Regions from separate parts of the Homo sapiens genome. Here region 2 is linked to region 1. The links are chromatin loops, found by intact Hi-C in ENCODE. Cell type or tissue: HepG2. All regions are shown on one strand. Each heading gives the region's core, and the rest is flanking DNA. Links, peaks and the distances in the headings are about the cores only.

What was found. Hi-C counts contacts between places; a loop is a spot of excess contacts. Peaks named below come from ENCODE experiments on the same cell type or tissue, not always from the same donor. Only the 100,000 strongest peaks of a DNase experiment are listed, where the experiment ranks them.
Region 2: it touches region 1 in a loop (5-fold over the local background); 3 of 110 quality-filtered maps call a loop at or near these places.

The regions. Positions count from the first base shown.
Region 1 is chr9:18,211,577-18,215,980 of GRCh38, forward strand. It overlaps a transcript of ADAMTSL1 not described here. Among named protein-coding and RNA genes, the nearest start is that of ADAMTSL1, 260 kb to the right of the region's middle. In HepG2, for the core only: a CTCF peak has its summit at 1,853 (motif pointing left); a DNase peak (open chromatin) is centred at 1,855.
Region 2 is chr9:18,014,965-18,019,368 of GRCh38, forward strand. It overlaps a transcript of ADAMTSL1 not described here. Among named protein-coding and RNA genes, the nearest start is that of SH3GL2, 440 kb to the left of the region's middle. In HepG2, for the core only: a CTCF peak has its summit at 2,387; no DNase peak of the experiment used is centred there.

The DNA of each region.
Region 1 (4,404 bases), core at 231-4,230:
CATGTCCCCACTCAGCCAAATTGACATCTGTGGGGAAGTACCTAAATCAATATCCAATGTGCCTTCAGTTGCAAAAATGTGGCAATCCCTTAAAAATCCTTCTTTTATTTTAGAAGAGAATTTCACCGTCCCTTCAGCATCTGAAGCTAAAGATACCTTCCATGTAATTTTATATTTATCTGTTTCCTTTACAAAACTTTGCACTTTACAAGTATTGCTTCAAATGTTCCATTGAAAATCAGATAGTGAAACTTACACATTCCCAAAGCAAAAATGTTGGAAATGTTTTTTACATTCTTAGGCCAGCCCTCAACAACCCAGTTAAGCTACAAACTGTGGGACTTCAAGTGCCCCTGTTTTCATGACAGTGTTTCTGCAGGAAGTGCATTTTGATTTTGACTTAGTATGCCAGGAATGAAAGTCTCATTCAAGGACAGAACCTGGGACTCTCCTAGGGTTGTATGAAAAGCAGTTAAGAGAAGAAACAAGTCCACTGTGACCAGATTTAGGCACCAGAAAAAATTCTGGAACCAAATCTGGACAAGGTGTGTGTATTAACGTGTATGTATTTGAGTCTTGCGCCCATGTTTAATCTACCAGTTCCTGAAAAAAAGGAAGACTTACTCCTGGTCCCCTTGAAGAAGACTGATTGCTTTGGGTTGATTGAACAGCAAACTCAAAGTCTCTGTGGTAGGAGGAAGATTGACGTGTTTATGAACTTTATGACCATGTTTGACCTCCTGGGCCAATGTTTCTTGTGTGACATGACAAAATTCCAAGTGTGTCCATAATTTTAAACACTGAAAAGGCTTAGGATAGATTATGTTCAGCAAATGTATTTATGACTAGTTTGATTTGACCAAACATATAAATGAAACAACTTCATAGAAAAAGTAATATTTTACTTGTCACTATGTCAAACAGCCAGATCTGTAGTGCTGGTCTTGGAGAAGACTGGATTGGCCAGGCTGAAGTGTAGTTTTAAAAGTTGTTGTTGTAATCACCAGTAAAATCCTATCTTTGCAATTGCATGTGCAATTGCAAATCCATATGCAAATTGATGTTGGGCCGTTGTAAAAATGTATACATTTCAAAAGTATGAGAGGCTACTACATCATAGCTTTCCCACAATGTGTAGTTAGAGTTTGAGTTGTCTTCCATTCAAAGGGAAGACAACTTCTAGCTCTAGGGTGCCTTTTGCCTTTTTGGTGTGGACGATAACCCTTAGGTCACACTGAGACTAGGTAAGATGTGCTTCAACATTCCCCACAAATTTTTTCCCCACAATGGTCATAAGATTGTAAAGATTTGGGAGAGAACAACACCTGAAAGTCTTATTTTAATTTTACCTTTTGAATAGAATTTGCAGTTCATTGTCCTAAATGCAAATTACTAGCATTTTGAGATGTGATTTATAATGGGAACTTCTATCTTTAGCCGTTAGTGTATTGAACATCAACTCAGCCTGACTTAATGCAAGACTTGACCATTTTATTTTTTGGCAGAAATTCTCATGAACGCTCACACCAAAAATTCACTTACCACATGACTTGAAAGAAAGAAACTGTAAGCTACAAGCTCTGCTCTTCCCTCTTTCCCCTCCTTGGAATTTATTTAATATCTTTTTCACCTGATTGGATGGTACACTATTAAACTGCTAAAGCCAGTGAGATTCTTGTTCTTTCCCCTTTTGTATTCAGGGAAAACATATTTGTAGGATCACGCTCTTGATTCATTGGAACTGTGATGATAACGGACATTTTCAGGGATTGAATTGGTGTTGGTATCCTTCGGAGAACAAAACACTGTGTTCCTGGGTGAGAAGACAGTCCTAAGTTGCAAACTCCCAGCGCCCTCTAGTGTTGTTTTCCGTTAGAACTTAGTGAGAAGCTAAACTTTTGCCTTTGAGATGATGCTGAAAAGGTGATTGAGCCTGGGACTAGGTATTAGTGAGCTCACACTAAAGCATAAAGGTGTCTTTTTGTTTTCTGTTACTTCATAACTGTAACTAGAAAATGAGGACGTTCTGTGCTGCTGTTTCAGAAATCTATTTCTTTGATATATCTCTATAGGGAATTGACGGTTTTCAAGATAGCACATACGGAAACCTCAGAGATAGAGGAAGTTGTACCTGAGAGATCTGAGACAGAATCTGAGTCCAAATAATTTTTTTTTGTCCTTGAGACAGAGTCTCGCTCTGTCGCCCAGGCTGGAGTGCAGTGGTGCGATCTCGGTTCACTGCAACTTCCACTTCCCTGGTTCAAGCAATTCCCCTGCCTCAGCCTCCCGAGTAGCTGGGATTACACGCCTGGCTTGCTTGCTTATTTATTTATTTATTTTAGTAGAGATGGGGTTTCACCATGTTGGCCAGGCTGGTCTCGAACTCCTGACCTCAGGCAATCTACCCGCCTGGGCCTCCCAAAGTGCTGGGATTACAGGCATGAGCCACCGCCCCTCGCCCAAAGAAATTTAATTGTAATTTTAAAATTTTACGTATTTAGTGTATTTTTGTTGTAAGAACAAAGTCAACTCTTAGTGATCTGTAGGCTTATTTTTCATGGTCAAGTTATCACCTGTATTTTCTTCTCTTTCTAACAGCAGTATTCCTCTTTTCTCTCCATCAATAAACCCAGAATTACATTTAGAAAATATATTTTAAAAGTTTTTAAATTAGATAAGCATAGTTATAGTACATGTTATCATAAAATCTCTTCGAAATTCAAATACAGTTTATTTTCAAGTAGCTTATTTGAAGTTATGTAGTGTGTTTGTTATTAGGATGTATAGCCTCCAATTCACCCAAAGCAATGATATTCTTTGGAACAATTCAGAGATGATGTACTTTGTTTTCTGAATCTGTCTAAATATGGAACATCCCAAGGAAATACATTGAAATTGACCTTAAAGCTACTTTTTGACATCTGATGGCGATGCCAACTAAATGTTACTAAAATGTTTAGATTAAATTTAGAAAAGATATACTACAACAATTATGTGATATAACAACAGTTCCACAAAGAAAGAATTGATAATAGTCTTTGCAGAAGCTAACTTTGAATTTGTGTATCCATGGTCATTTAATGTGAACTGTTGTTTGCTATTAATAATGTTTACAAAAGTTTTATTTCATAAAAACCCAGAAGTATCAAAGTAGAGTTACTTCATTTGATAAGTGATTTAAAAATATTTCAAAACATTTTAGAGAAAATAGTTTTACTACCTAGAAAGAAACTAGGAAGCCACACAAAAGCTTTCCAATAAATGTCATGCACTCTATAATGGGAAAGATTTACATGTATGTGACCCTGAATACACTTTCTGTAGACATTATCTTCTGCCCACCGTAGATCAGGCAGTAGTCTTTATTGAAAGAAGATTTTAACAAATTGAGCAACATCCTGCTGTGTTTGGTTTTCTTTATAACTCAGCATTGAAAAAATTGAAAAAACAACAACTAAATTCTTTATGGATTTACATATTACTTTGAAAGAGGGCAGAAGTTGAATGAGATGGCGATTGGAATGGTTAAATTAAAATATTGTTACATTTTGTATAGCCAATATAGTTTATCATTTATGATTATGTTATATTTGAACATAAAATAATACATAAAGTGGCCATCTCTGAATTTATTTTACTGTAATAATTTTGACAGTTCCAGTAGTTACTGCCTCAACATAAAGAAGTTTGTCAAAATTGAAAATACTGAAAATAATCTAACAACTATGATGATTCAAAAAAGATTATCTAATTTAGCATTACTGTCAATATAAGGAAATTTATGGGAAAACCTTAACTATAATAACTTAAGTATTTTATAAAAATGAAGACAAGAAATATTGTATTTTATGAAGTAAACATATTTATGAGTTATATATGTGTTTATGACTCATCTATACATTACTGGCCTGTCAAAAGAACTGCTGACATACACAGTAATAATGAATATCAGTCATCTTTGATGTCTTGCTGACTAGCAATCAAAAAAAATCCCATAGCTGCACTCCTTTTTTCAATTTTGTTGTCATAGAGGTATATTTGTCAAGATGGGAAGGTAGACTATTTTATTTAATGGTTTATTAGCTTGGCTTATAACTTTTAGACTATTTAGGTTTGTGGTGTGAGGGCCCCTGTGTGTTCTGTTTTTGCTGCTCTTGCAGATGCCAAGGCCAACTTGTAGGGAAAGACTCTGGGAGTGACCTTAAAGGCAGGGGGACCAGCTCCTGCTGTCCTCACGGAGAACTCTGATTCACTGCCTTTCATGTGAGACAGCTGCTACAAGAATGAAAGAGACACCACATGTCACTTTTGTCAACTCACCAAATGTTGGAATTTTGGGTTGTCTTCTTTCCAACCAAGAGAGAGTCCATTACGAGAACTGAGTTAGAGCCTCAAACCTTCGTA
Region 2 (4,404 bases), core at 219-4,218, 200 kb before region 1:
GGCTGTAGACATCAGGAATAGCCTGTAGGTGGTAATATAAATAATAGCAATCATAGCAGAAGTAGCATTAATTGAATGTATACTATGCTGCAAAAAGTATGCTAAATCTTATTTTGTTAAATCCTCACCATAGCCACATGGGGCAGGTATTAATATCCCAGTTTTATTGATCTAGGGAAGTGAGACTGGGAGAAAGGAAGCAGCATGCTCTGGTACACATGGGAATGAGTTGGAACACAGGTGTGTCTAGGCTCATGCTTGCTTCTCTCTGGTGCTCTCTCTCAATCTCTGTCTCTGCTGGGAGGGATCTAACCGAAAGATGGTAAATGGCCTGAGGAAGTTTCTAAAGGAAAGCAGGGAATTTACATAAAGATGGTGATCTCATTTCACATGCTGATGATAACTGAGTTAAAATTTAGCCTCTAGCTATTAACAACTCCCTTTCTTCCTATTCCTGCCACTCCCTTGGGGTCACCCAAAGCTTGGAGATGAACCACAGAAGCAGAGACATTTTGATCCTAGAGCTCATTTTGGTTAGTGCTTTTATTCAGAGCTGTCTGTGATACAAGGACTACACACTCACTTGACACGTATTATTGTTTTGAGTCTTGCTATGACCTAGTCAGGTGGGTATTCTTCCCATTTTACAGTTGATAAAACAGTCTCAGAATGTTTAAGGAATTTTTGTAATGTCCTGCGCTTATTAAGAGGTAGAGCAGGATATGGACTGAGGGCTGCCTGACCCTAAGCTTCTTCCCACAAGACCAGGGCTTCTCATCCTAGGCTGCTCATTGGAAACACCTATGATTTCAAAAAATATGCCTGGATCCCTCCCGAGACCAATGAGATTAGGATAAGAGAGGACCTGAACCCAGTCTTTCTAAGAGCTCCTCAAGAGATTGTAATGTGCAGTCAAGACTGATAACTTCTCATCTGAGTATTGCCATACCCTTTCTCCAGCTGTCTTGCTGAACATAATAAAGATCTCTGAAAACCAGGATGGCAGCTAAGTGATTGGCTTCTTTTAGTTATTATGGCAGATCTAATCTTGTCTGCAGAGCCTTGTATGCCAGGTAACAAATACTTGATCATTTATACAATCTTAATAACTTCCTCAAGGATTTAAATAGGCGGGAATGTTCCTGTTATGGGGTAAACATAAGAGAGAGAGTCAGAAGACATGTATTCAATGTACATCCACTCTAATGGCTGCCTTTTCTTTCTAGTGAAAACAGAAACACAATTAGTTGTCATTGAATTTAGGACTCAAGTATCTGTGAATACCAGAGTACCCAGCTCCTAGCTGTCCTTACAGTCTCTTAAGTGGGTTGAGAAGAAAGTTCTTGTCATTGTCGTGAACTCTTGGGTCAAGTGGCCCCTCTTCTTGATGTCAGTAAACATAGATAATTCTTGTCATAGTTTCTAGTATCGGTTGTCCTTTTGCAAGCTGATGGTCTTCATGGTGTGGTATGGATTCCATTGTACTTGAAACTCACAGAAGCACAGAACAGAGTCCTGTAAGTAAATATTTTCCCCAACATTTGCAAGATACCTGATTACAGAGACCCTGATGTACATGATATCTTCTAATTTTTCCATCCCACTCCTGACCCCCTTACCAACTCTGTGCACATAGTGAATAATTATAAAATGGAATACAAATTATGAGATAAAACTAGTCCAGAAGAAAGAGACTCAGTTACATTTTTAGACTGAATCTCCCATGTCCCATCAAGGTGCCATGTACAAAAAAAGTACCTAACAATTTGTGTTGGTATTTAGGGTATAAAATTTAACTTCAAATTGGTGGATGGCCAGCAGAATATGGTCCCTGCGTTCAGGTGACCAGTATTCTGCGTCATGTTTATGGTCAGTATAATCAAACTTTGGAAGCTGGCTTTGTAGCAAAATTTGTGACTCAAATCATAAAAATATTTTTTCTGTGAATTAAATATGAAAAAACTGGGGGAGATAACACCATACACTTTCATACTAGTTGGATGGCAGATACCTAGCATATGTACCCTTATTACATCCTCCCACATCACTGGATACTTTCCCTTCTCTTTTTCTAGCTGAGCACAGGCATGGACTCAAACTTTTCAACACTGGGACCCATGCAATGATTCCAGATAGATCAGATTTTGCACAAAAGATTAAACCTATTTTCCATCTCTACTATAGCAAGTTATAGTTTACAAAGGATATTCATGCCCAATATCTTGTTCATGTTGTTCTTTGCAAAGTTAAAAGCCCTATAAAATACAAGGTGGTGGTGATTATGTAAAAGATGACAGAGCTCTTCATATTCGTTCTGAATGTTAGGTACATACTGAAGTTTTGTGGGTTTTTTGGAATATGCTTCCAAGTTTCTAAATCCAGCAGGGGGAGTATCCTGCTTTCCCAGACCCTGCTTTTAACACCTGCTTAGTTTCAGCACTGACAGTTTGTTTTGTAATCCCCCCAAATTTGAGAAGCCTGTTGGGAAAAATTATGTTGACACCTTACAGGATAGACCATCAAGGAAATTAGAGTTCAATTTCCCCCTCTACTCATGGAGTCCTATCTGTGGCACCTCTCTTCTCTTAAATTTGGCTCCGAAGCCATGTATAGCTCCAATGATACGGTCTGCGAGCATTTTTGTTGGAAATCCTGTCTTTAGAATTGAACATGAAATTATGATCAAATTTTTTCTTAAATCTAATAGGTCACATGATTTTTCACCCTCTGGAGGAGCTGTGAACTGGCTACGTTTCAATTTAGGTAATTATATCCAACTTCCCAAATTCCACCCTAGTTTATGTGGTTCTGTTTCTTTCCCTGCCGCCATTAAAATTCTATCAGCAAAGAAAGATTGTGTCATTTCTTACAGGAACAGGCTGTCTTTTCCTGGCATGTGAAGTAATCTCCCTCTGCTAAAATAGCATTGTACCTGTCAGATCAATGCACATGTAATGTCAGGCTTTATTTAAAAATACCATTATCTTTGTTGTTCTAAAACTTGTGTCTTAATATCAGAAATTTTCAAACTGTGGCCTGAGGGATAACTGCAGCTAGTGACCTCTTTTGGTACAGCTCTCATGCTAAGACTGGGTTTTACATTTTCAAAGCATTGTAAAAAGAAACTACACATATATAGAAAAATATACAACAGAGATGATATGTGCACTCAAAAGCCTAAAGTATTTACTAACTAGCTATTTACAGAATAAGTTTGGTGACTCTTGCTTAAGATAATCACAGTAGTGGTGATAGTACTTATATTAATAAGAGCCCACTTATATGGTACTTACCGTATAATGTTTTAAGCATTTTTTATGTTTAACTCTGTTAATCTTCATACAGACTCTGAGACAGTGTAGCAGACAACCTTTAAGACTGTCTGAAATAATCCTTGCCTCTGGCATTCATGCCCTTCTGTAATCCCTTCTGAAATGTAGCCTTTATTTATGGACTCCTTTTGAATGAATAGTAATTCCCTCTAATAGACTATGGCATGGAATGTAGAATATGGCTATGGAATGTCACCAAGATTAGATTATAAAAGGCTGTGGTTTTCTTCTTGAGTGTTCCCTCACTCACCCTTTGATTGATCACTATGGGAGAAGCCAACTGCAACTTAGAGATGCCCGTGTATTAAGAAAGGATTGAATCCTACTGATAAACCCCATATGCAAACCCCATCAATTAAACTCCCCACTCCCTCAACCCAATTGAGTCTTCGGATGAGACCACAGCCCCAGTCATCAACTTAACTGCAGTTTCATGAGAGACTTTTAGCCAGAGGTACTCAGCTAGTTTGCACCCAGATTCTTGGCTCATAAAAACCAAGATAATGTTTGCTGTTTTAAGGCACTAAGTTTTGGGATAAATTGCGAGGTATCAATAGATAAACAGAGACTTTGGCACCTGGAAGTGGGAGCATTGCCATAACAAATACATAAAATGTGGGAGTGGCTTTGGAACCAGGTAGTGGGCAGAAACTAGAAATGCTGTAGTACTTTTAGGAGAATGTTAATAAAAGCTTAAAGTACCTTGAACACATTAGTCATAGAATTTTTGGCTTTCAAGACACTGAGAGTGAGAAAGTGCAGGAAAGTTAAGAAAATGTTTTCGAAAAACTGGAGGAAGGGGGACTCTTGTTTATGTAGTGGCAGAAAGTTTAGCAACACTCTGATCTGTGGTTATGTGAAAAGTAGAAAAATATGTCTAATGAACTGGGTAACTTCTAAGTAAAGTGTTGAAGATTCTGCCTGGTTTCTTCTTTCTGATAACAGTAAAATGAGAGAAGAGAAATAATTTGGGGGAAGGATTGTTAAACGAAAAGGAGTCAGGACTTGGTTGTTTTCAAAATTCTCATCCTCTATAAATAACAAATGATACTAAAATTAAAAAATAGCTTAT